2 separate regions of the Homo sapiens genome follow, and region 1 is linked to region 2. A link is a loop called in an ENCODE intact Hi-C map of the cell type or tissue named here. Cell type or tissue: K562. All regions are shown on one strand. Each heading gives the region's core, and the rest is flanking DNA. Links, peaks and the distances in the headings are about the cores only.

Region 1 (6,346 bases), core at 1,857-4,356, 240 kb before region 2:
AAGGTGTCTCTGGCATGATAAACAGGCCAGAGTGGGAATTTGAGACAGAAGTAGCCTACAGTAAGTTTACAAGCCACAGTTCATGGTCCCTTCTCTCTGTAGAAAATTCTAGTTAGAAATTTAGTTAGAATTCTCTAACTAGAATTTCCAGAATGTGTGTTAGGCATTAAAGTCCACATATTTTTTGACAAATGCTGCCTTGTTCTAGAGTTATTTGCATATATACATAAACCTCTCTCTAGGCCACAAACCCTTAGAGAGCAGATACAGCTCCTGATTCACTTTTCTGTCTCCACAGTATGATCCGGTGGGAGGCTTGGCTCACTGTAGTCCCCATAATCGCCCTCACTCCCTGCTTCATGAACATGCAGCCTGGGACAGTAATTTATACACTCAGGGCTTGATGCTGCTGTGACTTAATAATAGCAATATCATCATCTGTGTCAGAGCTCTTTCTACTGTCATTCATTCTGTGCCCAGCGCAGTCCTATGTGTTAGAGATAGAGTAATTGAACAGCAAAGTCCCTGCCTTTATGAAACCTACATTTTAATGGGGAGAGATAAACAATAAGGAAATAAATAAAATATATAATGTGTCAGATGGTGATAAGTGCTTTGGAGAAAACTGAGCTGGGCATAATAGGATAAGAAAAAGGAGGTTGATGGTGGCTGCTATTTTAAATAGTGTGGTCAGAGAAGGCTTGACTGATAGGGTGACAGGTGAACAGAACTGATGGAGGTGAGAGGCCAGATATGCCATGCTGATATCTGGGAGGGCATTCCAGGTATAGGGGCACCAGCAAATGGCCCAAGGAGGGGAGTGTTAAGGAGGTGGGATCAGAGAAGAAGCCTATTATTGCCCCTTGTAGGATTTCTACTCTGAGTGAGATGGGTAGTCATGGCATGGTTTTGGACAGAGGAGTGATACGATCTGACTTACATGTTTAAAGAATTATTCTGGCTACTATGTGGGACAGGGGCAGAGGAAGCAAGAAGAACAATCAGAATGGTATTGCAATGATCCAGATGAGAGATAATTAAGGTTTGGATGATGGCAGTGGTGAAGCCATGGTCAGATTCTGGATTAACTTATAACTTGAATATGGGGTGAGACATAAAGAATCAAGATAAAGATTTGTTGTGAACAACTGGAAGGATGGAGTTAGCATTCACAGATCAGGAAGATTGGGAGAAGCAGGCTTGGAGGAGATGATCAAGAGTTTCATTTTGGATGTGCTAACAGGTTAGGGAGAAAACAGCAAAGGAGCAGCCAGTGAGGCAGAGGAAAACTGGAAAAATATAGTGTCTCGGAAGCCAAGAGGAAAGACTGTTTCAAGGAGGAGAGACTAATCCACTGTGTCAAACTTTGCTAAAGTAGAGGAAGGATTGAGAATTGTCCTAACAATTGATTTCCTAACAATTCAATTCATTTAAATTAATTATAGATTATGGAGGTGAAGTAACTTGGCCAAGGGCATGCAGATGAAACCAGCTATATAATTTTTGGGGGACCCATGGCAAAATGAAGACAGAGGGCTTCTCCTTCAAAAATTGCTAAGAATTTCAAGATGGCTATAGCAGAAAATTAAACCTAGCAAGTGTTTCACAAGTGTTTCATTGGATCCTTGAAGCAGACTTATAACATAGCTATTATTGTCCTCATTTTTCTGATGAAGAAACTGGTGCTCAGTGCATTGAGTGATATAACTAAGATCACAGAGTGAGACTGGTAGTTCGCACCAGAAGCTGGGCCTTCAGCCTCCAATTCCCTCTAATTCCTTCTTTTTTTTTTTTTTTTTTTTGTTTTTGAGATGGGGTCTCACTCTGTTGCCCAGGCTGGAGTGCAGTGGCACAATCACAGTTCACTGCAGCCTCTACCTCCCTGGGCTCAGGTGATCCTCCCACCTCAGCCTCCCAAGTAGCTGGGACTACAGGCATACACCACCATGCCTGGCTAATTTTTTGTATTTTTTTTGTAGAGATAGGGTTTTGACACATTGCCCAGGCTGGTCTTGAATTCCTGGGCTCAAGCAATACCCCTGCCTTTGCGTGCCAAAGTGCTAGGATTACAGGCATGAGCTACCAAGCCCAGCCTGGCCCTCTTCCTACTAGAACAAACTAGGTATTGAGGGAGAGAGTTGCTTTCCTGCTTCCTGACCATCTGGAGCAGGTGTAAGTATTGAGAATTTGGTCATACATTTCAGAGGCCTGACTGAACTGGGCAAATGAAGGAGGGAGGAAACACATTGCTGAAACTTCTGCCCTAGGGCCCTTTAAGATGGGGGTGAAAAGGGAGCACAGGAAAAAATAGCTCAGGCCATGTACTGGATACTGTTTAGTCAAAAACAAGACGGGGTAAAAGTGCCCCAAAGCTAACGCCATTTAAGGCTATATTGATAAAAATTATAGCGCCTCCAAAACCAGAGAGATGAGAGCCCTGGTACACTTTGGTTTGTCATGCCATAGTCAGAGAGCCATACTGTGAAGACCATATTATATGAAAGCATACACTGAAAAGAATGAGGGGTACAGGGCTCTATCATTTTCCTGGCTGGGTAACTTGGGGAAAATCACTTAATTCTTTCTGATCCTCAGTTTCTTCCCTTGTAAAATAGAGAAAGGTAATACCTCATGGGGATTCTGTGAGGATAAAAGAGATCATGGGAGCTTTTTATAAAATGAAAAACACGGCAGATATAAGTCCCATCAACCCGGACAGTGTTGATAGTGATATTAGAGTGTTCTAATGATGCACCTGGGCAATTTCCTAAAATACATTTGGGTGGAAAAGTCATGGAAGGGAACACAATGGACACTTGTTTTTCTTAGCATTCCTTCCTTGCTGACATACTTTTTCAAAGCTTTTAAATACTTTTCAAAGACTGGATCAAGCTTTGCTTTCCTAAGTGGAGAAGGAGAAGGACAGTTTCTTGTTCCCCTCTCTCTCAGTCTGTTGATGCATGATAAATGACTTCTGTCTGCTAAAACAGATGCTGCTGTACACATATAGATAACATGTTCTATAACTTAGAATGGCTGTAGCCTGCCTTTCAATCTAGTTTGTCCCAAAGTCCCTCCTCTGGAATCCTCCCACAAATGCTCCTTCTGTTAGAGTATAGACAAACATCTCTGAATAAACACTGATGAGTGGTCATTTATCTGGGGAAGAGCAATTCTGGTCCCACCTTGAGCCTCCCCCTTATCCCTGTCCTTTCATTTCTGAACTTCTTGAACTAGTAATATATTCTCAGTGTCTCCTTTTCCCCCTACACCATTTCATTGCTTTGCATATGTAATCTAGCTTTTTCTTTCACTCATTCTCTCATAAATCATCAATGATTTCCTAATGGCCAAATCCAGTGGTCCATTCTCAGTTCTTCTTTTTTGACCTCTCTGCAGCTTATAATTCCTCTGAGTACTCCTATCCTCCATGAAATTTGCTCCACTTTTGGCCTCTCTGATGGTGTGGAGCCTCTCTGATGGTGTGGTGTTCTCACCTCTCTCTCCCTTCTCCTCCTCCTTGCTCACAGGCTTCTCTTTCACTCCCCTAGGTATGGGAGGTGTTTTCCAAGAGTCCCTGATCCTTTTGAGTTAATACTCTTACCCAAAGACAGTTGATCCAACTATATACTTTTAGCTACTACCTCTTTGCAGATGTCTTCTAAATAAATATGTCTGAGTTCTAAGATCACATTTCCAAGTGTTTCTTGGTTATCACTTATTAGCTGGATGTCCCACTGCACCTCAAACTTAGCATAACTAAAAGCAAATATATGTTCCCCCCTAAAACTAGGCTCCCTGTGCTTTATTTCTGTTAGAATAGTAGTACCATGCCTGGCCATCTAGTTCTTAGCCTTCAGAAGTCTCTTTGACTCTGCCTCTTCACTTTGTCTCTCACATTCAGCTAGATACAGTTCTGCCAGTTCTTTCTTCCCAGTGTCCCACATGCTCATTCCATCTTTTCCTGTCCTATACCACCATCCCAGAGAGGGGCCTCAACTTCTCATTGGAAGCATTGGAAAAGCTCCCTAAGTGGCTATCTGCTTTCATCTGCCCTCACCCTCCCAAGTCCATCCTGCACAAACATCCAGAATATTCCTGCTACAGCTGGCTCTGAACCAGTCACTTCCATGTTTAGAATCCTGTAAAGCCTCAGTATTGCCTGCAGAATAAAGACTAAATTTCCCAGTCTGGCATTTAAGTCTAACTTCCCAATGTTCTTTCCCATTACTTTCCTGGAACTACCCAATGTTTCCATTAAATAGTACCACTTGCCTTCCCTGTTTTGCCGTGAATCTTTCTAACACCCACAGTACCTATCTTCATAACTTCTGGTTGTTCAGTCTTCTGTCATATGTCTGCCGATCCAGATAGTGAGTGCCTTAATCACAAAGCCTTTGATGATGATGATGATGACAACGATGACAATGATATGATGAGACTTTAGTCACTCTACAAACTCATAATGGGTAGCTGACACTTTATATGCAGTATCTCATTTCATTTTTCCAACTAATAGTATCCCCATTTCACTGATAACAAAACCATGGTTTAAAGAGGTTATATCCCTAGATCACATAAACTCATGAGTGGCAGAATTAGGGCTCAAAACTAAGGCTGTCCGACTGTAAAGTTTAGGGATTTAACCATTCTGTTCTATTCCCTTTAATTGCCTAGATGTGGTCTCTCCTTTCTGAGCTATAACCATGCTTGATTTTAGCCTCTTTTGTAGTGAATGTTACATAACTTTTTTGCACATCTTTATATATATATATATATATATATATATATACATCTTACCATACATATATATACATATATATATATATATATACATCTTACCATACATATATATACATATATATATAAATACTTTAAGTTCTAGGGTACATGTGCACAACGTGCAGGTTTGTTACATAGGTATACATGTGATATGTTGGTTTGCTTCACCCATTAACTCGTCATTTACATTGGGTATTTCTCCTAATGCTATCCCTCCCCCTGCCCCCCACCCCCAGACAGGCCCCAGTGTGTGATGTTCCCCTCCTTGTGTCCAAGTGTTCTCATTGTTCAATTCCCACCTATGAGTGAGAACATGCAGTGTCTGGTTTTCTGTCCTTGTGATAGTGTGCTCAGAATGATGGTTTCCAGCTTCATCCACTTCCCTGCAAAGGACGTGAACTCATCCTTTTTTATGGCTGCATAGTATTCCATGGCATATATGTGCCACATTTTCTTAATCCAATCTATCATTGATGGACATTTCAGTTGGTTCGAAGTCTCTGCTATGGTGAATAGTACTGCAATAAACATATGTGTGCATGTTTCTTTATAGTTGCATGATTTATAATCCTTTGGGTATATACCCAGTAATGGGATCACTGGGTCAAATGGTATTTTTAGTTCTAGATCCTTGAGGAATCACCACACTGTCTTCCACAATCGAACTAATTTACATTCCCACCAACAGTGTAAAAGCATTCCTATTTCTCCACATCCTCTCTAGCATCTGTTGTTTCCTGACTTTTTAATGATCGCCATTCTAACTGGTGTGAGATGGTATCTCACTGTGGTTTTGATTTGCATTTCTCTGATGACCAGTGATGATGAGCATTTTTTCATGTGTCTGTTGGCTGCATAAATGTCTTCTTTTGAGAAGTGTCTGTTCATATCCTTTGCCCACTTTTTGATGGGGTTGTTTGTTTTTTTCTTGAAAATTTGTTTAAGTTCTTTGTAGATTCTGGATATTAGCCCTTTGTCAGATGGGTAGACTGCAAAAATTTTCTCCCATTCTGTAGGTTCCCTGTTCACTCTGATGGTAGTTGTGCTGTGCAGAAGCTCTTTAGTTTGATTAGATTGCATTTGTCTATTTTGGCTTTTGTTGCCATTGCTTTTGGTGTTTTAGTTATGAAGTCCTTGCCCATGCCTATCTCCTGAATGGTATTGCCTAGGTTTTCTTCTAGGTTTTCTATGGTTTCAGATCTAACATTTAAGTCTTTAATCCATCTTGAATTAATTTTTGTATAAGATGTAAGGAAGGGATCCAGTTTCAGCTTTCTACATATGGCTATCCAGTTTTTCCAACACCATTTATTAAATAGGGAATCCTTTCCCCATTTCTTGTTTTTGTCAGGTTTGTCAAAGATCAGATGGTTGTAGATGTGTGGTGTTATTTCTGAGGCCTCTGTTCTGTTCCATTGGTCTATATCTCTGTTTTGGTACCAGTACCATGCTGTTTTGGCTACTGTAGCCTTGTGGTATAGTTTGAAGTCAGGTAGCGTGATATCTCCAGCTTTGTTCTTTTTGCTTAGGATTGTCTTGGCAATGCGGGCTCTTTTTTGGTTCC
Region 2 (6,346 bases), core at 1,315-3,814:
CAGCAAGCTCTCAAAGCTCCTTCCTGTTCATTATCTCCCCAGCCCTCCTCCACACTCCCCACCCCCATTACTCAGAGTACCAGGCTTTTAATGACCAGGCCACTGGAGCATTTCTGAGCTGGCATTGTGGAGATTCTGTTCTTCCCAAGGGCCAGGACTCAGGAGCCTTTTCTTTGTGGGGTTGGATGAGGAAAAAGAAGTGGAATCTAATTAGACCAGGTTCAAAGCCCAGCTTTGCCTCTTGCTGGCTGCGTGACCTTGCAAATTTACTCAACCTCTCTGGGCTCCTGCCTCCTTATCTGTAAAAAGAGGACAAGACTATCTAGCTACAATGCGATGGTGAAGATTCCATGAGTGAATGCACACTAAGAGTCTAATTGGGGACCCGCCACATGTCAAATGATTCCAAGACAGCTTTTTACATTTTAACATCTCTGAAACTGGGATGCAACTTACAGTTTCTGTTGCTTTTTCTTTCTTAATGGATTCTAAAATAAGGGTACATCTCACAACAGATAAGCCCTGCCTTGAATGAAATACCGCAGTAGCTTAGATTCTTTACTTCCCTTGCAAAGAGGCTGAAACGCCTGTGAGATGGGATCAAAGACCAAGAACACAAATCGTTAAGGGACAAGGGTCTATTGAGGCCTAGCATTCACCCTGGATCTCCAGAGCTTCACGGAATTTGAAGGCTCAGGCCCTTCCCCGGCCTGGCGCCCCTCTGGATCTGTCTCAGCTGTCCTAGTCTTGCTCAGAAAGCGGCCCAAACTTCAGCAGGACCCTCACCTCTGCCTCCAACCCTCTGTTGCTACTGATGTGGTAGGTTCCACAGTTGGACAGTTTGGTCACAATGCTACTGTGCTTGCAGCCACCCAAAACCCCAAGTCTTTGTCCCAAGAAAAGAGTCCTAGTTCCCACCTTCAGAAACCCCCACAGACATCTCCTCCAGTGTGACTCCATCAAGCCATCCTTGGACTCTGCTCCCAACTGTTCCGAAGGCCAGCACTGGGGATGTCATCCAGGCCTTACCAAAGTCCTTATGCTGTGAGTGCTGACTTCATCCCTGCAGCCTGCTGATGTCAGACCGGCCTGAGTATTTTATTATCTAAATATCATTATAACTTGTATTGCATACATAGTTGGCCCTCTGTATCTGTGGGTCCTGCATCTGTAGATTCAACCAACCTCAGATGGAAAATATTCGAAAAAATTAAGGAAAAATAACAATACAACAATTAAAAAATACAAATTTAAAAATACAGTACAATGGGCCAGGCATGGTGGCTTGCACCTGTAATCCCAGTATTTTGGGAGGCTGAGGCGGGCAGATTACTTGAGATCAAGAGTTCGAGACCAGCCTGGCCAACATAGCGAAACCCCATCTCTACTAAAAATGTAAAAAATTAGCTGGGTGTGGTAGTGCATGCCTGTGATCCCAGCTACTTGGGAGGCTGAGGCACAAGAATCACTTGAACCCGGGAGGCGGAGTTTGCAGTGAGCTGAGATTGTGCCACTACACTCCAGCCTGGGTGACACAGCAAGACTCTGTCTTAAAAATATGTATATACAGTATAATAACTAGTTACATAGCATTTACATTGTGTTAGGCATTGTAAGTGATCTATAGATGACTTAAAGTATACAGGAGGGTGTGTGTAGGTTACATGTAAACACTATACTATTTTATATCAGGGATTTGAATATCCACAGATTTTGATATCCTTGGGTGTCCTGGAAGCTGAATATTTAGGAATGACTGCACACATATCACCAAAATCTTTACAGAAATAAATTATCTATCAAGTATAAAATTATTTTATTTTATTTTTTTTTTTAATAGAGGCAATGTCTTACTTTGTTGCCCAGGCTGGTCTCAAACTCCTGGCTTCCCAAAGTGCTGGGATTACCAGGAGGAGCCACCATGCCCAGCCAAAACATTTTAAATGTAGAAAAGACCAAAGAAAACAAAATTCTACCACCTAGTGATAATTAGCTTGATGTCTGTCTGAATATTTTGCTATGTCTGCATGCTAGGGAAAGATTCTTTTCTCATATCCAAACCCAAACAGTCTCATTCCACACATACTACTCTTTCTCTTACCGTGACATGGTGGCCCTCTCTCTAAACAGACTGGTTTCTTCATGGCGGCCCCACAGTGCTCCCGTCCTCTATCCCTATCCCTGGCAGGTCCCAGGCCTCTACAGGGACGTAGTGCTTTGGGTCTGACGTTGTTCCTCCTCATCCTCAGAGTGGGGCTGTGATCTGTGATGGGGCCATGGCTGCCTTCGGGGACCCCACCAAACAAAGCCACACCCAGGCACAGAAATACTCCAGAGCACTTAAATCAAGGGGTGTGTGGTTAATGGCGGCTGTCTGTCTCTGTCCGATTTGATTGTAGCCCTTTCAAAACCAACTGAAAGTTCTCCCAGCCCCAGATGCTGGCCTGATATTTCCCTAACCCCTAGGGGCTCCAGAAATCACAATGAATAATGAATAGGTAGGTGCCTGGCATTTTGTAGTTCATAAAGCGCCTCCTTACTTTTATCCAATTTAGAGCCTTACAACAAGCTTATACATTAGGCAGAACAGGTATTTATTATCCTCATTTTATAAATGAAGAAACTGACGCTTAGAGAAGTGGAGTGACTGACCCAATATCTTCCCTTATTTTTCTACCCTTCATAGTCTGGCCGTCTCCAAATCACACTAACAACCCAGCTCAGGCATCAGCTCCTCTAGGGAGCCTTCCATGACCCCCCACTTCCACCCCAGGCTGGGTTAGGTGCCCTCCTGGAGGCCCCACAGCTCCTGGGCTTCCCTATGATAACTGTAGTGCCCCTGCCAGGCCATGGGCCCTCACGGCTGTGATGGGTCTAGCTTGTCTGCATTCACACTCCCCAAGCATTAGAAAAACATCAATAGGTGGTTGCTGGGGTGAAGATCATTACAATGACTAAGGCAGGAATTATTCTTCCCCTTTTACAGATGAGGACACTGAGTCATAAAGAAGGGTCAAGACTTGCCTAAGGAGCATATCAGCAGCGGGGTCAGCTCTCCTTCTTCAGAGGCCTGGGTTCTTTTGCTCCACTGCATCCCTTGTTGTCCGCAATCTTAGACTCCAAACCATTGCTGGAGGCTCGTATCTGATTTCTCAGGCAGGTCTACCTGGTCAGCCAGGTGTGAAAGGGAGGTTGGCAGGAGGGGGCTCTGTCTGCAGTGGGCTCAATTCCCCAGCCTGGGCCAACACCGTGGTGCAGCCTTAGGAACAGCCACAGGAGTTGCCCAGTTATTGAGCACGCCATAGACCACGCCCTGTGCAAGAACTTCCCTTGCACTTCTTACTTCATCCTGTGGCTGGGGCCGTTATGATGCCATTTTGCAGGTGGGCCAGGAGAGACCCTGGCCCAAGGCCACTCAGTGTCTGAGATGGGGCTAGAAGCCAGGGCTGCATCCCTGGCAGCAGGCAGCCCCAGGAGTTTGCTGGCACCAGAGCCAGAAATAAATGCACAGTCAGAGTACAGGAGACAACTCTCAGGGGACCTGCAGTGTGGGCAAAGCCCCAAACTCACCTCCCACCCAGGGCTGGCTAGAGGGACAAGACTCTTGGGCCCAGGGAACACACGCCTGCCCCTGCACTGCCTGTGGGCAGGGTCATGCCATTTGCCAGGGCCCCTACAAACTCCAGGCTCAAGGCCAGGCTAGAAGCAGCTGTCATATCAACCCTGCACAAATGCTCAGCTCCCGATTTCTTATTTGAATGAGACTTCACCTATCTGCTCCTGACTGGCTGACAGATGCTGAGCAAGGCCCCATCTCTTATTGGGCCTTACTTTACCTATCTGTGAAATGATGCCAGGAGAGGGGTGGCTGGCGGGGGGAGGGGCTAGGTTTGGGGGATGGTATCTTAATGGAACCCACCAACTCTGACATTCCAGGGATGGACTACAGGCAGCAGGGGAAGGTGATTAAGCCCTGGACACTGGTGGCAGATGACATAGATTGAATGTATGATCCTGGGCTAGCTACCCAACTTCCCTGGGGCTCAGTGTTGTCATCTATAAAATGGGAATGATAGTACAAAAAAGACTGAAAGTAAATGTTCATATTGATTATGTGGGATGAGAAGAGGAGAAGATATGGGTAATTTATTTTGTCTGTTTTCCTGCCTTTTTCTGAAATTCTCCATTATCAAGTGTTTATAATTTTAAAAATGTATTTTCTTTGTAAATTAACTTCATGAGATATCATTTACATATAATATATCCATTTTAAAACGGGAGAAATAATAACAAACAGTATGTACCCTATAGGTTGTTATGGGGATTGGGTTAACGTATATAAAATATTAGATGGTGGTAAGAAGTGCTAATAAGTGTTTGTTAAATATATAAGCCCAGGGTCAGCCTGGCTTCCTCCTCATCCTCCTCCTGCTCACCTGGCCTGGACCCCAACCTCTCCCCTAGCACTGAGCTCACTGCCCAGGTCCCACAGCAGCACTCCAGGCCTGGACTATTTCTACAGCCATCTCTCTGCACCTGTCTTCGTCCGTTGCTGCAGCTACAACAAAATATCATAAATTGGGTGCTTTGGCCAGGCGCGGTGGCTCACGCCTGTAATCCCAGCACTTTGGGAGGCTGAGGGGGGCAGATCATGAGGTCAGGAGATTGAGGCCATCCTGGCTAACACTGTGAAACCCCGTCTCTACTGAAAACACAAAAACAAAATTAGCCGGGCGTGGTGGTGGGCGCCTGTAGTCCCAGCTACTGGGGAGGCTGAGGCAGGGGAATAGCATGAACCCGGGAGGTGGAGCTTGCAGTGAGCCGAGATCGTGCTGCTGCACTCCACCCTGGGCGACAGAGCAAGACTCCATCTCAAAAAAAAAAAAAAAAAAAAAAAAAAATTAGCCAGGCATGATGGCGGATACCTATAATCCCAGCTACTCAGGAGGCTGAGATGGGAGAATCACTTGAACCCGGGAGACGGTGGCTGCAGTGAGCCAAGATCACACCACTGCACTCCAGCCTAGGCGGCTGGGCGAAACTCCATCTCAAAAAAAAAAAAAAAAAATGTAGGTGCTTTATCAACAATAGAAATGTATTTCTCACAGTTCAGGAGGATGGAAGTCCAAGACTAAGACAGCAGATTTGGAGTCTGGTGAGGGCCCACTTCCTGGGTCATAGAATGGCGCCTTCTTACTGTGTCCTCATGTGGTGGAGGAGGTGAGGGTCTCTCTGGGGCCTCTTTTATAAGAACACTAATCCCATTATGAGGGCTCTGCCTTCCTGACCTAATTCCCTCTCAAAAGCCCCACCTCTTAATACCATCACCTTATGGGGTAAGATTTCAACATATGAGCTTTGGAGGAACATAAATATTCAGACCATAGCAATCTCGCAGGAATCACACCAATATTCAAATCTGGCCATGTTCCTACCCAATTCAAAAGCCTTCCATGGCTCCCCGCTGACCCTGGCTGAAAGTCCTAGATTCTCCATGAGACACAGTTTCAATAAGCCATGTAACTTTTCTGTATTTTTGTTTTCTTAATTGGAAAAGCGGGATAAAAAGAGTAGCTCCGTCATACACTCGCAGGATTCCATTATGAGCATGGTGGGGTACACAGTCTAGCCCAGGGCCTGCCTGCTCCTCTCTTCCTCTTCTCCCGCCATCACTCTGTCCCAGCTCGTGCTTCTCTGAACATGCCAGGCATGGTCCTGCCTCAGGGCTTTTGCCCCAGCTGTTCCCTCCACCTGAATGGCTGTTTCCCCAGAAATGAGCCTGACTCACCCCTCTCCTTCAAGCCTTTGCCTAAAAATCACCTTCTCAATGAGGCCCCCAGCCCACCCTAGTTAAAACTGCCCCCTCACACACCCTAACCCCTCCTATGTTCTATTTGCTCCACCTCATTTATCACTGATTTTATTTATCACCTATTCATCTATTTTATTTATTGTTTTTCATCTGTCTTCCCCCCATCTGATTGTAAGCTCTTTGGGGGAAGATCTTTCTGGTCTATTTTGTTTAATATCAGCGCCTTCCCCCTTTCCCCAGCACTTAGAAAATACCTAGTACAGGTCAGGTGTGTTGGCTCACATCTGTAATCCCAGCACTTTGGGAGGCCGAGACAAGCGGATCATTTGAGGTCAGGAGTTCGAGTCCAGCCTGGCCAACATGGCGAAACACCGTCTCTACTGAAAATACAAAAACTAGCTGGTGTGGTGGCACGCACCTGTAATCCCAGCTACTCAGGAGGCTGAGGCATGAGAATCACTTGAACCCAGGAGGCAGAGGCGGAGGTTGCCGTGAGCCGGGATCATGCCACTGCACTTCAGCCTGGGAGACAGA

What was found. A loop is a pair of places that touch in the nucleus more often than their neighbours do. Peaks named below come from ENCODE experiments on the same cell type or tissue, not always from the same donor. Only the 100,000 strongest peaks of a DNase experiment are listed, where the experiment ranks them.
Region 1: it touches region 2 in a loop (4-fold over the local background); 1 of 110 quality-filtered maps calls a loop at or near these places.

The regions. Positions count from the first base shown.
Region 1 is chr9:97,940,493-97,946,838 of GRCh38, forward strand. It overlaps a transcript of HEMGN not described here. Among named protein-coding and RNA genes, the nearest start is that of HEMGN, 5.5 kb to the left of the region's middle. In K562, for the core only: no CTCF peak of the experiment used is centred there; a DNase peak (open chromatin) is centred at 3,059.
Region 2 is chr9:98,182,409-98,188,754 of GRCh38, forward strand. All of the region lies in intron 1 of CORO2A (coronin 2A), which reads right to left. Among named protein-coding and RNA genes, the nearest start is that of CORO2A, 7.1 kb to the right of the region's middle. In K562, for the core only: a CTCF peak has its summit at 2,490; no DNase peak of the experiment used is centred there.